3 separate regions of the Homo sapiens genome follow, and regions 2 and 3 are each linked to region 1. A link is a contact called in ENCODE Hi-C or POLR2A ChIA-PET data. All regions are on one chromosome and are shown on one strand. The core of a region is the stretch at or near the end of the contact, and the rest is flanking DNA. Distances in the headings are between cores, read along the strand shown.

What was found. Hi-C counts contacts between places; a loop is a spot of excess contacts on that map. ChIA-PET counts read pairs that join two places held with the same protein, here RNA polymerase II (POLR2A). Pooled maps may share reads with other maps.
Region 2: a pooled map shows a loop between it and region 1 (3-fold over the local background). The contact joins the promoter of DHDH here to the promoter of CGB7 in region 1. A Hi-C loop is called at or near these places in 1 of 50 pooled maps.
Region 3: a pooled map shows a loop between it and region 1 (4-fold over the local background). The contact joins the promoter of BAX here to the promoter of CGB7 in region 1. A Hi-C loop is called at or near these places in 2 of 50 pooled maps. POLR2A ChIA-PET finds 5 or more read pairs at or near these places in 4 of 52 experiments (Caco-2, GM12878, K562 and 1 more).

What each region holds. Positions count from the first base shown.
Region 1 is chr19:49,056,499-49,060,261 of GRCh38, reverse strand. CGB7 (chorionic gonadotropin subunit beta 7) reads left to right here and starts at 2,513. Exons shown (of 5, transcript NM_001385261.1): 1 at 2,513-2,800; 2 at 3,014-3,141; 3 at 3,667-3,763. It also overlaps the pseudogene LOC124904739 and a transcript of NTF4 not described here. RefSeq lists an enhancer at 3,233-3,763.
Region 2 is chr19:48,931,186-48,934,948 of GRCh38, reverse strand. It overlaps DHDH (dihydrodiol dehydrogenase), which reads right to left and starts at 1,250. Exons shown (of 7, transcript NM_014475.4): 1 at 1,138-1,250. The coding sequence starts at 1,227. RefSeq lists an enhancer at 1,176-1,677.
Region 3 is chr19:48,953,035-48,956,797 of GRCh38, reverse strand. It overlaps BAX (BCL2 associated X, apoptosis regulator), which reads right to left and starts at 1,923. Exons shown (of 6, transcript NM_138761.4): 1 at 1,836-1,923; 2 at 1,199-1,250; 3 at 965-1,111; 4 at 465-600. The coding sequence starts at 1,869. RefSeq lists enhancers at 1,449-1,658, 1,108-1,675, 1,676-2,244 and a silencer at 1,779-1,928.

The sequences.
Region 1 (3,763 bases), core at 1,264-3,763:
CTGTCCATTGAGAGCTGTTGAGTAGGGCCAGCAAAATCCAACAGAAAGGCCCCAGAAGCCTGAATGGGGGAGGAGGGGTAAGTGGGATCCTGGGCATGGCTGCAGAAAGTAGCCTCAGTTTTCCTTGTCTGCAGAATGGGCTGGTAGGATGAGATAATGGGGGTTGAGCAGTCAGAGGCCTTGACCAAAAGCTTTTTTTTTTTTTTTTTTTTTTTTTTTTTTTTTGAGATGGAGTCTCGCTCTGTCACCCAGGCTGGAGTGCAGTGGTGTGATCTGAGCTCACTGCAGCCTTCACCTCCCGGGTTGAAGTGATTCTTCTGCCTTAGTTGGGATTACAGGTGTGCGCCACCACGCCCGGCTACTTTTTGTATTTTTTGGTAGAGACAGGGTTTCGCCATGTTGGCCGGGCTGGTCTCAAACTCCTGACCTCAAGTGATCCGCATGCCTCGGCCTCCCAAAGTGCTGGGATTACGGGCATGAGCCACTGCGCCCGGTGATCAAAAGCTGTTTATAGTGAAGAAGTGACAAGGGAAGCCAGGGACAGACCACAGGCCTTCACAATAGCCCTTCACATGTTACCCATCGCCCCACCAACTCTCTCTCTCTCTCTCAGGTCCAGCTTTGAGCAAAGGACATAGGCAACTTCTCCCCGCATCTATACAGACCAGGCCCCTGGGCAGGGTGGGGCGTGGCTGCCTCAGTTTCTACGTCTCCTTGTTTTCCATCTGTGACTTTGGTCGTTTTTGCCACCTTCATCTCTGTCTCTAACTTCCAGTGTCTGTCGCCTCTGGGTAGTACTAATAGCTCCCTTTCCATCGTGGTCTCTTTCTTCCTCCCTGTCTCTCCCCTTTCTTGTTGTATTTATTCCTCACTCATCAAAGCCCATCTTTTTCGCTATGGTCCGGTGCACTTCTCTCTAGATCCCTTTCTCTTTCCCCACCCAGCCTACCCAGGTGGAAGTTTTCAACCAAATCAAAGGCAGGCAGGACAGCTGACACCAGCGCTGACTCCTTCAGCACGTGCGGGAAGGGTTGGGGAGCCCCGGGGACATCTGGAAATCGTTACCCCGAGGTGGGCAGGCCTGGCAGAGGGAGGAAGCAGCCAGGAGGTTCTGGACCCTGGAGCAAAGGGGGGTGTTTCTCATGGATGTCCTGAGGTGCTGGGGGCAGTGCAGGGGTCTCTGTCTGTATCTCTGACACCCCCAGGTCTCTGTCCTTCTTTCTGTGTCTCTGTCTCCCCCACCCCCTGGGTCTCTGAAATCCTGAACTTCTCCATCCCCTTCTGTCCGCCTCTTTCTGACTCTCCATCCCCCACTCCGTGTTTCTCTGTGCCCCTCTTGGAGTCCCTGTCTCTCTGTCTCTGGGTCTCTTAATCACTCCATCCATCCATGTGCCTGCAGGCCTTTCATTGGCTGGATTGGGGTGGGCGGGTTCTGTCACCTGGGGCAACAGCAACAAACCAGCTCCTGCTTGGCTACAGGGAGGGGGTGGAACCATGGCCAGTGGCACCCTGGCTGTGCGCTGTGGCCCCCCGTGGTCTTTCATCTCTGCAACCGAGATGCCTGAATCCTGGCCCAACTGGCATCTCACCAGCAGCTACGTTACCCATGGCATTATCCCACCCGTACCCTTCCCCCCGCCCACGGTGCAGGTGGGCAGACCCTAGGCTGAAGCCCTGCGGGGCCTGGGGACCCAGAAAGATGGGGGCTGAGAAAAGGGGATTGGGAGCTTGGACTCCTCTCTGAAGGAGGAGGGTCCTGGAGTCCTGGGTCTGAGAGAGGAGGCGCCAGGGAATTTGGATGCCAGGGACTGCAGAGGAAAGGGCTGGGGGCCGACTGGAAGAGGTCAGAGTTTGGGGTGGGGGGTGATAGGGACTCCTGAGTCTTTCTAGCTGATGTGCGGCGCCTTCTCTCCAGTCCACGGTCGCGGACCCTCTACCTCCGACTGCAAAGCAGGATTCTCGCATCTGGGCTTTCGACGAGGTCCTCAGCAGATGGGAGACAACCTCTGGCTCGGCCTACGTGCCCAAGACCCATGGCGGGCCCTGCGCCCAGCCCAGAGCCCCAGAGCCTGCAGACCCCACGCGGACTGTGGGGATCAAGGATTCAGGAGAAAAGGTAAGATTTGGGGAGCGCCGGAGTCTGCGGGGGACTGCATTTGAGTCCCCTGCTCCTTCACATGAGTCTCTGGGTTGCCTTTCCGCAGCTCAGACACCGCAGCTGAACCCTCCTACTGACCACAAAGTACCAGAGCAGCGAGACGAGGGCGCAGTACACTTGCTCTCCCGGCCCGGACGCGCGCGCCCCCAAATACGTCGGGCCCCAGCCCCTCACAACTCTCGGACCACCACCGCGGGGGGCCTTCCCAGGTGTCTGGGTGGAAGCCGGCGCTGGCGAGACCAGCGGAGCTCCGGGAGCCTGGGGCGGGGCCAGAAGGAAATCACAGCTTTGGGGCGTGGCTAAAGGATCTGGGGCGGGATCGGGAGGTTAGAGGAGCGGGAGGAAGGGCTGGGCATCCACGCCAGGCCAGAAGGACCAGGGGCTGGAAACTCGCCTTCAGGGCTCCTAAGCTGCTGCGGAGCTAGACGGCGGGCTGTGGGTGGGGAGGAGACTAGAATATTCTGAGACGTGGTAGGGTGGGAGTTAGGAGAGGTAACCTGGAGTTGTTGCCCAAGATGCAGCTCAGCTCCAGTGGCCACACCAAGAAGGCTTGAGACCGGGGGCAGAACCAGGGGGATTTTGTGGTGGCTGGGGGCCTGCATTTGAGTTCCTTGACCAGCAGGAGGGCTTGGATTTAGGGAGGTGAGGCTGGGAAGGGTTCGGGTATGAGAAAGGAAGCTGAAGTTCCCTGGCGTGGGTGGCAGGAAGGGCTCTGACCCTGGGGCGGGGTGTGAGGGCCGTGGCCGTCATGGCTGTCGAGGCCGAAGGAGAGGGATTCTGAACTCGGGACCCAGGACTTGGGATGGGGTATGAAATCTATGTCTTGGGTATGCCTCCTCCCCCAATCTTGCTCAGGCTCTAATCGCCTGCACGAAGAACCCCGCGCTGTCTGGCCCACCCTTCACAGTATCCGACCGGGGCGTCCTGAACCGCCGCCAGCTCTATCTGACCACCTCGGCGCGGGACTTTCGGTTCTATCCCAAGTAAGCCGGGCTCTCGCTCGGCACCGCCTCCTGCACAGCCCCCGCCATGGCCGGTGCACGCCGAGCCCCTGGGCTGGCTCCCATTCCCTGACCGGTGGTCTCAGTCTCGACTCCTATAGCAGCAACAACCACAGTTCAGACCCCAGCCCCTCCCTCTTTTAGCACCCAGGAGTCCTTAGTGTCACCTCCAGGAACCGCGGTAGGGACAGGAAGCCTGCACAGCGGCTCGAGGGGATTCTGGATCTGAGGGCAGGGCCTCCTTCGGTACTTGAGCCCCCACATGCTCCTTCGCAAGGAAGCGAAAGCCCCCGTTTCCTTCCCTAGGATGCGAAAGCTCAGCTTCCAGGACGTTAAGTACCTCGAGGACCCAGGAACGCAGGCAACGCGTGCCCGGTCGCGTCCTTCCTAAGGGGTGCTCGCCTGGAAATGCAGGAGTTTGAATGTGCAGACTCCTTAGATCCCGAGGTCTGAAACTCGTCCCCAAGGATCCAGCTGTATCCTCACCATCCCGCCCTGCTCCCACAGGACGGAGCCGTCCGGATACCCCCGCAAGGACTACCTGACCTACTGGAGCTTAGAAGAGACGCCCCAACTCTGGAGTCACGACCCGCAGCGGCAGCCC
Region 2 (3,763 bases), core at 1-2,500, 120 kb after region 1:
GGGTGGAAGGGAGGCAAAGGAGGAGGCTCTGGCCAGGGGAAGGGGAGACGTGGTCCTGGGGGAAGAGATGACGGGGGCTGGACATTTGGGCCCTGGGAAAGAGAGATCTGGGGGAAAGCCGTTATTAAATCCCCCAATATTGAAATTATCTTCATAGTAGCTTACATCAAGGCCTTTCCAAACCTCAAGACACTCAGGTTTGTGTGGGGAAAAGAAAGAGAGATCAGATTGTTACTGTGTCTATGTAGAAAAGGAATCTGTATCATGAATAAGTTCAAGGAAAGGTGCTGTGACCGGATGTGCACGTAGGCTAGATTTATGTTTCACTTTACACAAACATCTCAGTGTAGCAAAGAGTAACAGAGCAGTATCACTGCCAGCATATCTCGCCTCCAGCCACAGGTAGGTTTTCTCCTATCTCAGAATAGAAGGAATGGGAATGGTCCGCTTTACACTGAGACAGTCCATTCCCAGGGAGAGCAGGAGACAGAAGCCTTCCTCTTATCTCAACTGCAGAGAGGCCTCCCTCTTTCACTACTCCTCCTCAGCACAGACCCTTTACTGGTGTCGGGCTAGGGGATGTAAGGTCTTCCTTTCCCACGAGGCCATATCTCAGGCTTTCTCAGTGGGGGGAAACCCTGGACAATACCCAGGCTTTCTTGGGCAGAGGTCCCTGCGGCTTTCCGCAGTGCAATGTGCCCCTGGTTAATAGAGAATGGAGAATGGCGATGACTTTTACCAAGCATACTGCCTGCAAACATATTGTTAACAAGGCACATCCTGCAAAGCCCTAAATCCATTAAACTTTGATTCAATACAGGACATGTTTCTGTGAGCACACGGTTGGGGCTAAAGTTACAGGTTAATAGCATCTCAAAGCAGAAACAATTTTTCTTAGTACAGTTCAAAATGGAGTTTCTTATGTCTTCATTTTCTACGTAGACACAGTAACAATCTGATCTTTCTTTTCCCCACAGGTTTGCAGAACAGAGATGGAGAAGGAGGTAGCAAGGAAACAGACGTTTCACTGCAATGACGACCCACTCACTAGTCCTGAACCCTAAACTCCCTCCTCCTTTAGACTCTGGAGTCCCGCCCCCCGCCTCCTCTTCCCCAGAATCCGGAGGGCGGGCAGACCTGGTGCTCAGAGCGAGGCAGCGTCTGCAGCACGGCTGTGAAGTCGCTGGAGATGAGGCCGACAGACACGATGCCCCAGCGCAGCGCCATGGTTGCGATGCGGAGCCCTCGGCACCTTCGGTCCCTCCAGGCGCGAATTAAGTACCTGACGCCCCGCCCACCCCGGGGGCGGGTCCCCATCCTCCGCCCGTATTGCGCCTACGCCGATTCTCGTTGGCTCCAGTCGGCAGAGCGGTCATTTAGTTCTAGCTTCCCCGCTGGGCGAATGCACCGTTTAGCTCCGCCTTACAGAGGGAACCACACCTTGACGTCGCTTCTACAGATCTCTTACCTATGACTTTAGGCTCGTCGGATACGCGGGGTAAGGACAGCGTGGGGAGGAGAGGTTTGCTTTCTTGCCAACACCAATCCTTGAGAGTTAGATTTAATGTCTTGCCCTCTGGACTTTGTGGCAAAACTTTGCCCTGACTTTTTTGCTCTCAAAGCCACGCATCATTAGGGGTTGTTCACAGAGAGAGAGAGGATTGTAACAGCAAACTTAATAATTATTACTAATATGTATAGAGCACCTGTAGACCAGCTCCTCAGCTCTGCGCTTTACCTTCTTCGTTCCTAATTTCTCCCCGCAGACCTGGGAAGTAGCTTCTATTGTCCCCAGTTCACAAAGGGGGAAACAGACTCCAAGATCCCTGGTCATTTTTTGGAGGTCTCACAGTCAGGAGGTAAAGACCTGTGAATTGGCTGCTTCCAGAAGCTATAGTTTTAGAAACCAGGCTGCTTTGCTTGTTAGGAGCCCCAGAGCCTGGCCGACTGGTTTCAAAACCCTCCTTGCCCCTTCTTGGCTGTATTGCTTTTGGACAAGAGGTCGCCCTCTCTGGTCCTCACTTTTCTATTCTGGAAAGCAGAGATCATGATAACATCTACCTACATAGGGTTGTGAGGAGGATTCATTGAGCTCTATGGTCTATTATGTAAAATATACTGTATTATTATAATTATTATTGATATAGGGTCTCGCTCTGTCGCCCAGGAAGGAGTGCAGTGGCACAATCATAGCTCACTGCAGCCTCAAATTCCTTAGCTCAAGGAATTAGCTCCTGCCTTAGCCACCCTAGTACCTGGGACTACAGTAGCTGGGACCCAAAGTAGCTACTGGCTACTACACCTGGCTAATTATTTTGTTTTATTTATTAATTATTTTAGAGATAGGGTCTCACTCTGTTACCTAGCTGGACTGCAGTGGCGTGATAATAGCTCACAGCAGCCTTGTACTCCTGGGCTCAAGCTATCTTCCCGCCTCAGCCTCCTGAGTAGCTGGGAGTATAGGCATGTGCCCCACTTACCGCTATTTGTTTGTTTGTTTGTTTGAGACGGAGTCTCACTCTATCCCCAGGCTGGAGTGCAGTGGTGTGATCTCAGCTCACTGCAACCTCCGCCTCCCTGGTTCAAGTGATTCTCCTGCCTCAGCCTCCTGAGTAGCTGGGACCACAGGCGCCCTCCACCATGCCCAGCTAATTTTTTTTATTTTTAGTGGAGACAGGGTTTCACCATGTTGGCCAGGATGGTCTCGATCTCCTGACCTTGCGATTTGCCTGCCTTGGCCTCCCAAAGTGCTGGGATTACAAGCATGAGCCACTGCACCCAGCCTGCTAATTTTTGTTGCTGTTGTTGTTTGTTTTTTGTTTTTGAGACGAAGTCTCGCTCTGTCATCCAGGCTGGGGTGATCATGCAGTGGCATAATCTTGGCTCACTGCAACCTCCACCTCCCAGTTTCAAGCAATTCTCCTACCTCAGCCTCCCGAGTAGCTGGGATGACAGGCGCCCACTACCACGCCCGACTAATTTTTGTATTTTTACTAGAGATGGGGTTTCACTGTGTTGGCCAGGCTGGCCTCGAATTCCTGACCTCAGGTGATCCGCCTGCCTTGGCCTCCCAAAGTGCTGAGATTACCTGCATGAGCCACCATGCCCAGCAATTTTTTGTACAGAAAAGGTCTCACTTTGTTGTCCAGGCTGGTCTCCAATTCCTGGGCTCAAGCAATCCTCCTGCCTCAGCCTCCCAAAGTGCTGGGATTATAGGTATGAGACACTGTGTCCAGTCGATTTTTAAACTTTTTATCAAGGCAGGGTCTTGCCAAGTTTCCCAGGCTGGTTGGGACATGATAATTCCTAACTGGCTGGCCAGCTTCACACAGGGCAGGATATTGTCACTTTCTCTTACTTGGTAGACAATAATTAAGACCTGAGTGTCACACATGGATTCACAGACTTCAAGTTTACACAAACTGCTGAATAGAAACACAAATGGGACCAGGCACGGTGGTTCACGCCTGTAATCCCAGTACTGTGGGAGGCCCAAATGGGAGGAATGCTTGAAGCCAGGACTTTGAGACCAGCCTGGGCAACAAAGCAAGACCCCATCTCTACCAAAAAAAAAAAGTGGGGGGAGGGGGCAGGGCATAGTGGCTCATGCCTGTAATCCTAGCACTTTGGGAGGCCGTGGTGGGCGGATCACTTAAGGTCAGGAGTTCGAAACCAGCCTGGCAAACATGGTGAAACCCCCATCTCTACTAAAAATACAAAATAATTAGCCAAGCATGGTGGCGGACGCCTGCAATCCCAGCTT
Region 3 (3,763 bases), core at 674-3,173, 100 kb after region 1:
CATAATCCCAGCTACTCAGGAAGCTGAGGCAGGAGAATCGCTTGAACCTGGGAGGCAGAGGTTGCAGTGAACCAAGATCATGCCATTGCACTCAAGCCTGGGCAACAAGAGCAAAACTCCATCTCAAAAAAAAAAAAAAAAAAAATAGAAATCTTTCCTGACCACTCTGCTAAATCACACTGCCCACTTTACTTCACCCCTGCACGTGAACTCCCTGAGAGCAGGGATGTAGCCTGCTTTGTACAGTGCTGTGTCCCAGGTGCCAGGTATAGGCCTGGCACATAGCAGGTCCAGTAAATGCTTGTTGAATGAATAAAAGAAGGAGCAGACACCCAGTGCACAGCCATCTCTCTCCATGCCCTCTGTGGTCACTGGGCCACTGCAGGGGGTTGATACCACGATCCCCAGGTCCTCACAGATCTGAGGGGGAGCATCCCTGGGCTCACTGCCCTGCAGCTGCCCACCTTGAGCACCAGTTTGCTGGCAAAGTAGAAAAGGGCGACAACCCGGCCCCAGTTGAAGTTGCCGTCAGAAAACATGTCAGCTGCCACTCGGAAAAAGACCTCTCGGGGGGAGTCTGTGTCCACGGCGGCAATCATCCTGCAGGAGAGAGGAGAACCAGTGCCGGGGAGCAGGCATCAGGCTGATGGTGGAAAATTCCCGCATCCACCGCACACTAAAGATAAGGAGACTGAGCCCCAAGCCAGGCTGAAATGAAAAGCAACAGGCCAACGGGGGACAAGGGAAGGGGACAAGACAGACATTTAGGAAGGTGGGAAAAATGACTCCCTGAAGGAGGGTTTTAAGATCCTGGCAGAGAGGAGGGCTGGGAGTCCGGAATGTTTGCGCTGAGTTGTGGGGCCCAGACTCCTAGTTCTTAGGGGAGGAGGAGAATGCGGGGCTGAGAGTCCTGTGTCCTGAAGGAGCCCAGTGGCTGGACTTCTGGGTCCTCAGGGGCCCACACCTCTGCAGCTCCATGTTACTGTCCAGTTCGTCCCCGATGCGCTTGAGACACTCGCTCAGCTTCTTGGTGGACGCATCCTGAGGCACCGGGTCCAGGGCCAGCTCGGGTGCCTCCCCCCCCATTCGCCCTGCTCGATCCTGGATGAAACTAGAGTGGGGATGGAGTGAGGGTGCAGAATCAGAACGGGGTGTCACTCCTCAAATCTGTGCCACAATAATCAGACCTCAAACTCACCCCTGAAGCAAAAGGGCCCCTGTCTTCATGATCTGCTCAGAGCTGGTGGGCCCTAGAGGAGAAAGGAAGGGAAGAGGTACCTGGACTCTTGGGTTCTAGGGGATCAGGAGACTGTGGAGACTCACGGCCCCTGAGGGAGGACAGAGCTGGGGACCCTGGACTTCTGGGACCCTAGCAGATAAAGTGACGGGGGGGCCCAGACAACTGAGTCCCTGATGGAGAAAGGCCAGGAGGCTGGGCCTGTATCCTACATTCTCCCCGGGGAAAGAGGCTAGGGGAACGCTATATGCATCCAGACCCCTGGCCTGAGGGGGCAGAGGCGAGACCCGCCCCTCCCACCAGTGCCAGAGGCAGGAAGTGGTGCGGGCGACAAGCCCGGGCCTGCCCGGGGGCTTGGCTTCCGAGATCCCCTGGTTCTCGAGGGTCCGAGAGCGCCAGAGAGGCAGGGATCGGGACACGGGGATCAGAGAGCCAGGAACCTCCGAGGACGGAGGGGACTGGAGGCTGGCAGCGCCCGATCCGGGAGTTTCTGCCCCTCAGTGCTTGGAGATCGCACAGCCCCAGGCCGGTAGGAAGGATCCCGGACGGGCCGGCGAGGGGGCTCGCCCTCCTCCCGCCCGTCTGCCTCCCGCCTCACCCCCGCCTCTGGGCTGCTCCCCGGACCCGTCCATCACCGCCGCTCCCGCCGCCGCCTCTCGCCGGGTCCGCGCGGGCGGCCGCAGCGCGCCCGGGTCACGTGAGAGCCCCGCTGAACGTGCGTCCTTCACGTGGCCGCCCCGCAAAATGGCCGCTGCCCCGCAGCGCCGCCGGGTCACGTGACCGCACCTGCCTCGCTCCCTCGGGAGGTTTGGTCCCGTCACGTGACTGTCCAATGAGCATCTCCCGATAAGTGCCAGCAGTGGCGCCGTCCAACAGCCGTCCGTCCAATCGCAGCTCTAATGCCTTCATTTATCCAGGCACCATTTTTAGAAGTTTCGGGCAGGGTTTGAGCTCTCCCCAGCGCAGAAGGAATTAGCAAGTGCAAAAGCTCAGAGGCCCAAAATAGCATGCTTCCAGGCAGGACGTTATAGATGACTAAAAACTGAGTGGTTTTGTTTTTTGCAGAGACCTGGATCTAGCAATATAGCCCACGCCCAGGCTTGTCTCTAACTTGTGAGCCCAAGAGATAACCCCGTCTCAGCCTTCCAAAGCGCTGGGATTACAGGCATGAGCTACCGCGCCAGGCCTGCTTTTCTGTTTGTTTGTTTTTTCCTGTTTTTTTTTTTTTTTTTTTTGAGACAGGGTCTCACTGTGTTGCCCAGGCTGGAGTGCAGTGGCCCAATCATGGCTCACTGCAGTCTGGAATTCCCGGGCTGAAGCCTCCCACCTCAGCCTCCTGAGTAGCTGGGACTACACCGCCCCTGGTTAATTTTTAAAACTTTTTATGTGGAGATGAGGTCTCTCTATGTTGCCCAGGCTGGTCTCTGAACTCCCAGACTCAAGCGATCCTCGCACCTTGGCCTCCCAAAGTGCTGAGATTACAGGCTTGAGCCACCCCACCCAGTCATGACTCGAATGTTTGTGTTTGTGTAAAAAGAAAAGGAATATGAAGTTTAAAAAGTGGCAGAAACTAATCTGTGCTGATAGATCAGCAGGGTATGGAGGGGAGGGGCCACAAGAGACACTCCCCGGGTGCCCCAAATATGCCATATTTTTATCTGAATGGTGTTTACATGGGTATACACATTATTATTATTATTATTATTATTATTATTATTATTATTTTGAGACGGAGTTTTGCTCTTGTTGCCCAGGATGGAGTGCAATGGCACGATCTCGGCTTACTGCAACCTCTGCCTCCGGGTTCAAGCAATTCTCCTGCCTCAGCCTCCCAAGTAGCTGGAATTGCAGGCATGCGACACCACGCCCAGCTAATTTTGTATTTTTAGTAAAGATGGGGTTTCACTATGTTGGTCAGGCTGGTCTCAAGCTCCTGACCTCAAGTGATCCACCTGCCTCGGCCTCCCAAAGTGCTGGGATTACAGGCGTGAGCCACTGTGCCCGGCCGGGTATACACATATTTACAATTCATTGAGCTGTACACATAAGACTTGTGTGCTTTATGAATATTATGACATGTCACTTTAGACAGAAAATAATAGCAACTAAGGAAAACTCAGAAAAATGAGCTAGGATCAGATGATAAAGGGTTTGGGCCTGTCAGAGAAGGGACTTGATCTATGTCCAGAAGGCCGCTGGGAAGCATGGGGAAATTTTGAGCAGGCAAAGGGCAGAGTCAGACTAGGGTGTCAGGAAGATCTCTTGGACTTCCTTCTTTCTCGAAAAAGCTCCTGGTTGGGCTCAGTGGCTCACTTCTGTAATCCCAGCACTTTGGGAGGCCGAGATGGGTAGATCACCTGAGGTCAGGAGTTTGAGACCAGCCTGGCCAACACGGTGAAACCCTATCCCTACTAAAAATTCTAAATTAGCCAGGTGTGGTGGCAGGCACCTGTAGTCCCAGCTACTCGGGAGCTGAGGCAGGGGAATCGTTTGAATCTGGAGGCAGAGGTTGCAGTGAGCTGAGAT